Regions from separate parts of the Mus musculus genome. Here region 1 is linked to region 2. A link is a contact called in ENCODE Hi-C or POLR2A ChIA-PET data. All regions are on one chromosome and are shown on one strand. Each heading gives the region's core, a stretch centred on a gene start or an enhancer-like site at or near the end of the contact. The rest is flanking DNA. Distances are from core to core; before and after follow the strand shown. Region 1 overlaps Srcin1 (SRC kinase signaling inhibitor 1). Region 2 overlaps Srcin1 (SRC kinase signaling inhibitor 1).

What was found. Hi-C counts contacts between places; a loop is a spot of excess contacts on that map. ChIA-PET counts read pairs that join two places held with the same protein, here RNA polymerase II (POLR2A).
Region 1: a loop to region 2 is called in a map of adrenal gland, with 2.3 times the contacts of the local background. The contact joins two enhancer-like sites. A Hi-C loop is called at or near these places in 11 of 37 maps with a recorded cell type or tissue (CH12.LX, adrenal gland, gastrocnemius and 2 more). POLR2A ChIA-PET finds 5 or more read pairs at or near these places in 4 of 5 experiments (Patski and embryonic stem cell).

What each region holds. Positions count from the first base shown.
Region 1 is chr11:97,556,880-97,561,806 of GRCm38, forward strand. All of the region lies in intron 1 of Srcin1 (SRC kinase signaling inhibitor 1), which reads right to left. Among named protein-coding and RNA genes, the nearest start is that of Srcin1, 16 kb to the right of the region's middle. Within about 2 kb of position 2,903, at least 1 of the 3 ENCODE cell types and tissues checked has a DNase peak (open chromatin) inside an H3K27ac peak, as active enhancers do.
Region 2 is chr11:97,520,266-97,525,841 of GRCm38, forward strand. Srcin1 (SRC kinase signaling inhibitor 1) reads right to left here. Exons shown (of 20, transcript NM_018873.2): 16 at 5,076-5,310; 17 at 3,192-3,346; 18 at 2,825-2,977. Among named protein-coding and RNA genes, the nearest start is that of 4933428G20Rik, 23 kb to the left of the region's middle. Within about 2 kb of position 3,471, at least 1 of the 3 ENCODE cell types and tissues checked has a DNase peak (open chromatin) inside an H3K27ac peak, as active enhancers do.

The DNA.
Region 1 (4,927 bases), core at 1,653-4,152, 36 kb after region 2:
GCAGGTGGGCAAGAAGGGCTGGGATGCGCTGTGGGGGATCCCCCTTTTGGATTTTTTAGAGGCACCCGTTCCACATGTAGCAGAGACTAGCCTTAAACACACGGTGCAGCCCAGGTTGGCCTCAGACTCAGAGCACTGTTTTACAGGCATGCCCTGCCACACTGGGCTCTTAAGATTCTTAAAGGGGAAAGTGGAGGTCATCGGGCAGATGCCAGGGACTAAGAAAAGGAAGCATGGGGACCGGAGAAGCAGAAGGGGACCTCTGTCACCTCAGCTCTGCCTGGGTCTTGGGGGAGGGGAAGGTGGCCCTACTGGGGTGATGGGAAGCAGTGGGCGCCCCCCAGTGGCTGGCTGTGACACATGAGCAGGTGCTTCATAGAAACATTGTTACTTATTCAGAGGCTCCCAAACCCCACCCCCCAGTTTATTTATGGGCCTGATTTATTTTTACACACCACTGAATTCTCTTACATGAAATAACTGTAGCTCATTAGAAGAATTAAGATCCCAGCATCTCAGTGACACCATCTTGGAAAGTCCTCACTCTCATCCCCACCCTGATGTCTCCATCTACTCTGTGTCCGTCCCTGTCATCGTCATCCCCGCACCTCCACCCCCCTGCCTGTTGCTGGGCAGCGCTGGAGCATGACATCATCTTCAGAAGAGAATGTGGGAGGGGGCAAAGGAGAGAAAAATGGAGAGGAGATCAGAGCTACAGTGACAGAAAGTGACAGAGAAGGACTCGGAGAACCTCTGAGATAGCCAGCTCCTTTTGCATGGACACCAAGGTCCCTGTCTCAGAAAAAGGGGCTGACACACGTGTTCTCAGTCCATGGTCTGACAGAAGCGGGGTCCTGAATGTAGCTAGAGCAAAAAAGGGAGGGCTGGACAGCAACTCTTGTCCCCACCAGTCAGGGCAAAGGGGGAGGGTGACAGATATTTCAAGAAAGGGAGAGGGCCTGCTTCAGACTCCACAGTACCCTCCTCATAAACACACACACACACACACACACACACACACACACACACACACACACACACGGGCAAGCAACAGAACTCTTGGTGTCCCCTCTATAGCCAGAGCAAGAGGTGCCCAAGTCACCCAGGAGCAGCCCTGAGGCGCTGCCACAGTCAATACTGCCTGACAACTTCATTTGGCTGGCTCCCACTTCAGTCTGAAAGCATGATGAGTTTGAAGCTAGAGGCCAGAGGACAAAGGTCAGAGGCCCAGATCTGCTTCTTAAATGCCAAGGTTCTGAGAGCCAGGCCCATCCTTGCTTGCCCAGGGAGGTCTGTGCTGTGGCCTACGGGCCCTCTGCCCCTCACCATGCTGTCTGTCTGTGGGTCCTGAGGCAGAAGCCCATCTGTATCTGTTTTCTAGAACCAGCTTTTCCGCCCCATACCACAGCCACCAAAGTCATTTTCCAGGCAATTGCCTTTCTGTAAACATTCCTGTGTAATATCCCCCTAAATTGCTAATGCCCAGCGCCCTGTTGAGTCTCCCTGTCACTCTAACAAGAGCCTCAGAGACGGGGTGGGGGGTGGGGGGGGAAGCAAGCTTGACAGAAGATTGAAACAAGAGTTCCCACCCATCTCTCAGGCAGGGACCTCCATACCTGCACCCCGAAACTCTCTATGCTTGGCCAACCCAGCCCTGCTCTGGAAGTCAGGCTGCCTTTACAGAACCTCATCTGGGTTAGAGGGAGGGCAAGGAGGAGGGAGAAGGGGATCCCACAAGAGAGAGATCTCGGAGGGAAAGGAGCTAAAAACACGGTAGAGGTGGTTAGACAATAACGCTGACTTCCAGAGGCAGTAAAGTGACAGCAAACTATCATTACTGGGTCCCCAGGGAAGTCCAGCTTTGATCCATGACAGACAGAGGAGGTCACACAGAGTCTAGCTTCGCCATGGTGGACTCAGCTTCCTGGGCTCTACAGACACAGAAACCAAGGTGGGCAAAACAAGAGTCTGTCAGATGCTGACGGAGCCGGCAGCCTTCCCTTATCCATTCAATTGTCTACAGGGTCACATCGGGAGAGCTTCAGGCCAGACTGTCCTCCTGGGACAGCCCGGGAATAGGAGGGCCAACTAAGGAAGGCTGAACGGTGGGCGTGTTCCCTTCTGGGGATAGGGACAGGGAGGAGACTGTTCCCTGTGTCCCTGTGCTCTTGTTCTTTGCTAGGAAGCTGGGCACTCAGACTTGGATGGACCAAGAGGTGGAAGACACCAGAAGAAGCCAAGGGGAGGAGAGGACGGCACTGGGCCCTGCCATTCACATCCCTGCACAGGCAGAAAAACACAAACCAATTTGCGAAGATTTAAAACCCACCAAAGGCCACTTAGTTGGTTAAACGAGTTGAATCCAATTAAAGGACCTCCTCAGGGTGGGGAGGGAGAGTTCACCTGCCGACAAGGAGCAGTGGGGTGGGGCCTAGGCCTCCCCAGCTCCCTGCGGGAGTTTCTGTTTGCCATTCGGTGTATGCTTCCTGGGTAGGAGACACTAAAAAGGATGGTTCGGCCACCTCAGCTAGTGCTCTGGGTCCTCCATCATGAGCCCAGAGTGGGAGCAGTCTGAGTACAGCATGATGCTTGCCCACCTCAATTCCAAACAGCCTCCAGCTGGGCATTCCCCAGGGGGCAGGCAGGGCACAGTCTTCCTCTGCATTTAGGCCTTATCTACCCCCAAGTGATAGGAGTCTCCCCGGGGCTGTAAGGGTCTCTTCAGGGTGGGCCCTTTGTCTCCACTCTTAACTAAGAAGCCTTTTATTCCATGAGGTGCCAGCTACCCACACTGGGTGGTCCTGAGGAACAGGCCTAGAAGCTGAGGGGACTGATGGCCACCAGAGGGGACTGAGGATCTGGGAAGAGTCAGCCACACTGAGCCTGACAGGGGGCGCTACATCCATCCTGTACTCCTGGCTCACAGGCAAGCCTACTGGTTCACCTAGCCCAACACACGGGGCTCAATAATCCTGGTATGTGTGACCCTACTCAGCTCCTACCTCCTAGACAGGGAGGGATAAAGCCCCCGTAAGGATGCTTTTCTGCAGATCCTATCAGTGTCCAAAAAAAAACAAAAAGAAAAATTGCCAAGGCGCTGTTATTTTCCAAATGTCTTTCACTGAAGGGAAACTGAGGCAGAGGTCAGGAGCCAAGGCAGAAGAGGCAGAGCCCAAGTGTGCTGGGCCTTTGGGGATAAGGACATCTTCATCCTACCTCCACACTTCCAAGACAGCAACCCCCAGGAGAGCCCCTCCCAGGCTTGGGCCCCAGGGCATGAGAGCTAACAAATTCACTCAAATCACACCACACAGCAGCACCCAGGTCCAAAGACACAAGCTAGGGGGTCACAGCGTAGCCTGACCCCAGCTCCCCAGCCTAGCCCGGGAGGGGTTCACATATGGAATTCAAGATTACCTCACCACAACCCTAGCGCACACTCAGCCATGATTCCCATTTCCAAATGAGCCACAAATCAAAATCTCAAACACGCAGCCCTCCCTCTAGTCCATGTTCCTCCCTCCCACACACAGCAGGCAAAGCTGTGGCATTACCAAAAATCACTGAATCTGCAGCTAAGAAAGCTCTGCTCAAACCCAGCTCTGCCAATGCCTGGCATATGACCTTGTGGAGGTCAGGCATCTCGGCAGATCTCAGTCCTCTGTTCAAAAAACCAGAAAGAAAAGCTTCCCCCAGACAGGCGCTCAAGCTGTGCCCTGCACACGGACTTGGGGCCACGGTGTGGCATGAGTGGAGGCTGTGCGCTCGCTCCATCTACGCCTGGCCTCACTGCCGCTTGCTAGCTGTCAGATTGGGGCTGTAGGCTTTTCTCTGCATTTTCACTTCTAATGAAGACTTGACTAATTGGCTTCCCTGGAAAGGGGGAGGTGGACATGAGGGGAAGGAGCAGTCACCCTCCGTCTGAAGTGGGGACTGGAAAGGCTGGAACCGCCCTGGCGTGGGCCCACACGGAACAGTGTTAACAAGCTAACAAGCAAGCTCCTGCTTGCATGGCACCGACATAGCTCATGAGCCCAGGGAAGGTGTCCTGTCAGCTCCTCATCTCCTTGGAGAGGCAGCCAGAGAGGAAAGCATCACCCCAGGGAGAGGGAGAGAGAAGAGGGGGGAAGGGAAGAGAGGGAAGGAGGGAGGGAAGGAGGGGTGGGGGACGGAGGAAGGAAGGGAGGGAGGGAGTAACCAAGCCTCCAACTTAGAGACTGCCAGAGTCCCCTCTCCTCAGGCATGTGTACCTAGGGGCGCTGCACCTGAGCAGCAGATGTGGAAAGAGGCAGAATCTGCAAGACAGAGACCCCACTAGGCCGTCAACCAGGAGCACACGCACCTGTCACCACACCTGTGTGACCCGGTGGTACTACCCCACCCCACCCTAGCTTCAGCCCAGCCCCAACAGCTCTGCTGCACTGCACACTCCACAGCCACTGCCAATGCAAAGGGACACACATGCCCTAACCAGGCTGCGGCCACCCATGGCACTGGTGCCTGAGTCCCCAGAGAGACTGTCCTACCTCTGGGTCAGAGCCGTGCAGCTCTAGCTTGGTGGGAAAGGCAATGGGATGCCAGCTTGGTGGCTGGTGGCAGGTGTTTGTGATCACAGTGCTCAGGAGAGGTAGAGGCAGGAAGATCTGGATCCCTGGCTACCCAGAGCTGCAGGCCAGCGTGGAGTACATGAGACCCTGCCTCAAAGACCAAACCAAACCAGGTCTGGAGAGGTGGCTCAGCGGTTAAGAGCACTGACTGCTCTTCCAGAGGACCCAGGTTCAATTCCCAGTAAAATAGCAGCTCCTAACTCTCACAGACGTGTAGGCAGAACCGCCATGATTCGGCACCTCTCACTTCTCCAAGTGCCTGGTCTGTTTGGACCTAGGCCCCTCCAAATCCCTGACTCACTGACTGATGGCCGCTGAGG
Region 2 (5,576 bases), core at 2,221-4,720:
CCTTCCTCTCCCAGGTGGGGAAACTGAGTCAAGGAGCGCCCTGATGATGTCACCCAATACGCTGGGGTCAAAGCTGAGCCCAGAGCGCAGGTGTCTTCCCATCCCCACTAACCCGCAGCCTCCTGCTTCCTGCAGAAGCATAAGATATGTTCCTTTCCCACTGCCCAGGTTACACTTGGGAGCAAATCTTAGGCTTCCTCCCAGGCACTACAGAACAGTAATGTGGGCGGTGCAGCAAGTTAACCAGTGAGGACGCTCTACTAAGTGTCTGGTATCCTTTGAGGAAATACAAGCTACTGGTTGAACTGCGACTTCAGCCGTACGACCATACTGGTTTCTCCCTCAAGGATGGGCCATCGTCCTCATCTGGGACTCCTGGTCTCAACCTGTGAGCCCCTTCCCAGTGAACTCAGCTTTGAAGGGGTGGAGCTTGGCCCTGGCCAGTTCCTCTGCTTGATACACTGGGCAGTTTTCCAGCTAGGCACCCATTTCTGTGTGAGCACCTTAGCTCTGGTTCTGGCCAAGCAAGGTCCAGAGTCCTCAAGGGCCCTGTGAATCTGAGTGAATTCTGCCCAAACTCCCGGAGCCCAAAAGTACCAGCCCATGTCAGACATTACAGCTTATGTCTTCATCTTCGATGCTTTTCGGTAACCCATGAAATGACTGTCACTCTCCCTGTCCCCTCTTCACAGGTAAGGAGCAGCATATGACTCACACCTTGTCCAACCTTCAGCTCCTTAGCAGTAGAGCCAGGATTTGAACCCAGATAGCCTGAGTTCAAGTCCAGTGCTCTTTTCACTAAACAAGCTGACACCCCCTCCTCTTCCACCTCCCAAGGCAAACCACCCAGCCCTACCACTGCTTACCTGGAAATGGGGTGCACACAGAGAAGGCAGGGAGGGCCCCCCGGCTCGACAGGCTCTTCCACCTGACAGCATCTCAGGATGCAGAAGGGGAAACCAGGGAAAGGGCCTGGCCTGCTGGGTCCCCTCAAAACTGAGTCTCAGAACCAGAAAGGAGCAGAGCTGGGTGCTGAGGACAAAGCCAGTCAGGAAGTGTCCCTTTCACACCACCGCTCAGCCCCTGAAGACTCCCAGGGGCTGCACACAGCACTGTCCACCTTCTGATGCCTGTCTGCTCCCTTGCCAGGTAACCAAAGACCACCCGGCCTCAAGTCAGGCCACAATGCTGGTGGCCGCCATCACGGACCTCATTGTGGGTTGGGAAGAATCACACAAGGAAGGGAGGGCGTGTGTGCGCATGAGAAGTTGAGAACTGAGACCCTCTTACCCCAACCTGGCAGAGCAGAGGGAGAGATGTCCAGACCTTTCTCCACCCCCTCCCTCCTCAAGCACAGGCCCCTGGAGCGCAGACAGCAGGCCCACCCCCCACATTCCCACAAGGAAATAAGCGCAGCAGGACAGCAGCAAAGGCTGAAGTTAGAAGAACACCCCAATGCTGAAAGAGAAAACCAGCAGCCAGGGAAGGCCATGGCTTCTCTCATTCCAAGCTCCCTGACCGCAGCAGCGCGGCGGAGGCAAGAATGGCCACAGGGCAGGGAGAGGTTTAGGAAAGCCATCTCCCTGGTCTGTCCCTGACTCCCCAGTGGGAGAGGCCGAGCCCCGAGCCCCGTCCCTGGCGTGTGCAGCAGAGCAGGGTAGAGAAGGCAAGTATCAGGCAAGCTCTCGAGACAAGGTCAGGTTGAGCCGGACCCTACGGCGGTTCCTGAACAAGATCCAAATTCCCATCTTGGCCCCAAGACAACTCACAGGCTTTGGATCCAGCCTAAACCCAGGCTGTTAATGGGAGCAAAACACTCAAGAGCCAGACAGAAGCTGGCCTGTAAGAGAACTCCCAGGTCACACCAAATACCCAGGTTGCAGTTTCCAAGGAAGGACCCCCCACACCGGAAACCTCGAGGAGGGAACAGATTGTGCAGTTGTGGGCTGCCCTTGGCGTGTGCAGGAGGGTGAGAGTCCACGGGGCGTGAAGCTGGGGCTGTAGCGGAGGGGCTGGCGTGGGGTGGCGTGTTAGCGGGTTAGCGTGAGAGATGCGGAAAGGAGGCTGTGGAGGAACAGGCAGAGAGAGGTGCAGAGAGGCCCGTTACCTTCCGTGGGGAGCCCAGAGCTGAGCCCCCAGGGGACCCCATGTCCTGGGGGGACAGCAAGGTGGGGATCGGCTGGCGGCGGGGCGTGGGGGGAAGGGAAGATACTGAACTCCTTTCAAACACCTGGGGAGCAGAAGGCAGGGGCAGGTTTGGAGGACCCAGGTGCTAGCCGAGTGCCTAGGCAACAGTGATCCAGAATGGCCATGGGTTCCAGTCACACCTTGGCATCTCACCACGGTCACTGACCTGCTGCATCCTGAATCTCTCCTCCAAAGGACCCTGACGTGCAGGGACTTTGGCACAGGGTAAAGATCTATGGGAATCCTATAGGCTGTGGCTTGTACTAATGCAAGAGCCTGAGCCCTCTGGCATGAGTGTCTCCAGGATTCTAACCTCAGAGTACTGAGGCTTGAGGGGTTTGGAGCATGAGCTATGCTGAAGACTGCCTGGGTGGGTGGGTGGGGTCTCAGTAACATCGTGCAAGTCTGGGGCTTTCAGAGTATAGTGAGTCTTAGGGGGTCCCTGAGTCTTAGGGGGTCCCCGGGAGAATCTGAGACTATATAATGAAAATTCAAACCTACCAGGACGAGTTTTAGACTCGCTTCCCACTTCACAGTGGAGAAGAAATAGAAGCTAAGAAAAAGGGTCCTGGGCTAACAAAGGCTTGGCCGGGAACTTGGCCTGGCAGAGGTTGTGTTCAGTCACGCCGTGACCCACCTCCAGCTCAGCAATGATCCTCTCCTCGTCGTCCTCGTCCTTGATGGCAGAGGCCATAATGGGCGGCGTGGATGCGGGGCGGACCACCTCAGACACAGCACGGCGCAGCTTCACCTGGGGCTTCTGGACCTCTAGCTCCTCGGACTCAGCCTTCTGCAAAGCCAGGCGCCTATCAAGCCCAGGCCCCTCCCTCCTCCAGCAGTGCCACCCTGCCAGGGAGACCCACCCCTGACCCTGCCGGAGCCTGCTGTGGGGTCAGAACAACACACAAGCTGGAACTCAAGTTGGGTTGCCCTGGCTGACTCCCACCCTCTCAGAGGTCACCTCAAGCCCGTCCCCCCCAAACCCCGCCAATTGAAAGCTGTACCTTGATGAAGACTGAGTCTTTCTTACTGGTGACCACCACTTCTCCAGTGCGTGTTGTGGTCAGGCCATGGGAGGAAGGGAAGCTCCGGCGGGGAGGGGGTGGCGGGGGTGACTTGGAGGGCTTCTCTGTGCGGTATCGGGGCACTGTGAGCTCATCTGCAAACAGTGGGGATCCCCAGGAACCCATCACCACAGTGTCCACAAGTGCTCACTCCTCCAGAAATGACCAAGAGGACAGCTCAGGTCAGGGCGGGGAGGAAGGCAGAACCCATTCCTTTCCATTTCCCCATGCCTGCCAGCGGCACACCCAGCCCCTCTTCCTCCAATAGCCCTCAGCCGCTCAGTGCTGACTGTGAGCCTGGAACACAGAGGCACCTTGGGGACCCTTTACTTGGAGCTGCTGACCCAGCCTGGGCAGGGACTCTGTGCCATTCTCATGGGCACAGCTGCTCCTCAGCCCCACCAGACTCTGAGCTCCCTCCTTTCTCTGAGGAGCCTGTCCTGCTCTTGGCCCTGCCTTCCTCCAGCCTGGTTTCCATGGCAACCCATGGAAAGGTCACTCAAGCCATAACACCCTTGCCTTTGATTCTCTGTGGCTTTCCACCAACCCAAACAGTCCAAGTTCCTAGTCCAGCACCTTCCACAACCTCTCAACCTTGTTCTGTTTTAAGAGCCATCATGAACCCTGCTCAGCCAAAGCCATACCTCCCCTGTGCTCCCTGCCAGGCATGCTGCCGTGGGAAGGTGCAGCTCACTGGCTGGGAAGTGCCTGCTCATGTTTAATGCTCCAGTGGAAAAGCACTCTCCTCCTTTCTGAGAGTGTACAGTCCCAGCGTGGCACAGGAAGGAGATGCACTTAGCCCCTTTGTTCTAGGGACATATGAAATGTGGCCTGGGACAGATTCTATAACCATTTGAAGTCTGTCCTCTCTGTAAAGAGGAAATGATTGTGTCTGCCTTCTGCAACTGATGCAAAATCATTAGGAAAGACTGACACTCGACACTCGGTAGGCATCATGTAGTCAGCGCCTGTCTCACCGGCAAATTCACACGCCCAGTAGAAATGACTCAGAGGTTAAAGAGGCCGGCTGTGCAAACCTGATGACCTGAATTTGATCCCAGGATCCACAGTGGAAGGAGAAAAATTAATTTCCACAAGTTATCCCCTGTCACGTAGGCACTTCCATCCACACGCACACACGCACAAACAAATAAGATAATTACAAACATTTTAAATAAAAAGAAAATCCAGGGGCTGACGTGGTGGCGCCGGAAATGAGCACACTGGCTGTTCTCCCAGACCCAGGCTTGAGTCCCACCACCCACATGGCGGCTCACAGCTATCAGTAACTCCTCTTCTAGGGGATGTGACACTCTCAGGCCTGCTTAGGCACCAGGCACATACGTGGTGCACAGACATACACGTGGACACAACACACACACACACACACACACACACACACACACACGAAAATAAAAATTCTGAGCTCCCTGAAGCACTCTTCATGGTCAGGGCTGCTGGCAGCACTGATGTAGTACCTCTCTTTCAGATGTTGCCTCCCGCCACTGGCAGGCTTGGGAGGTCACAGCCCTGTCATGGTGGCCAGCAATATACTGCCCTCAGAGCATCCTTCCTCTCCCTCAGGCAGGTTGGGCTTGGATGCACTCTTGTCCCCTGCATGAGCCTCCCAGGAGCAGAGGGGAGAAAACTGGACGGACCCCAGCTTACCCTGTCATTCTGTGTCCTGTCCCTTCAATGACTACTAATGGCTAGCACCCCATTCTCTGGCAGTGTGGCTACCATGGCAATCGCTCTCCAGTGCTTCCCCCCTAAGCCAAGCTCTGAGGATGGGGCTCCTTCACCTCTAGGACTTTATCCCCATACCTGATCCTCTTCTCCCACTGGGCTCTGTCCGGGGAGCTGCCTTCTGACCATGGGGTGCCTTAGGGGGCTTGTGGTCTGGAGTGGGAGCAGGGCCTGGGTGGGTCTTGCTGGCACAGTCCAGGTCAGGGATAGCCTTGAGCAGCTCAGCCTGGGTCTCTTCCAGCAGCCGGTTGATGTCCTTGGCGCTGTACTGGGTCAGGGCTGCCCGCTTCTCTTCCCAGTCTCTCTCCGCAGCCTTGAGAAGGAAAGCAGAGCTGAGGTCAGGACTCTGGCTCAGGAACCCCTGAGCTCCTGGCATCAGCCCCTCCTCCAGCCACTAGTGCTAAGAACAAGAAGAGAACTTTACACGAGACTTGGCCCCTCCTAGGGTGCTACACACTTGTCCCTGTATCTTAGAGAGGCCACTCCCAATCAGATACAACATTATTGGGTTTATTTCTGGACATTCTATTGTTTCACTGACCACCCAGCTTATGTTTATGCAAGCACCATATTGCTTTA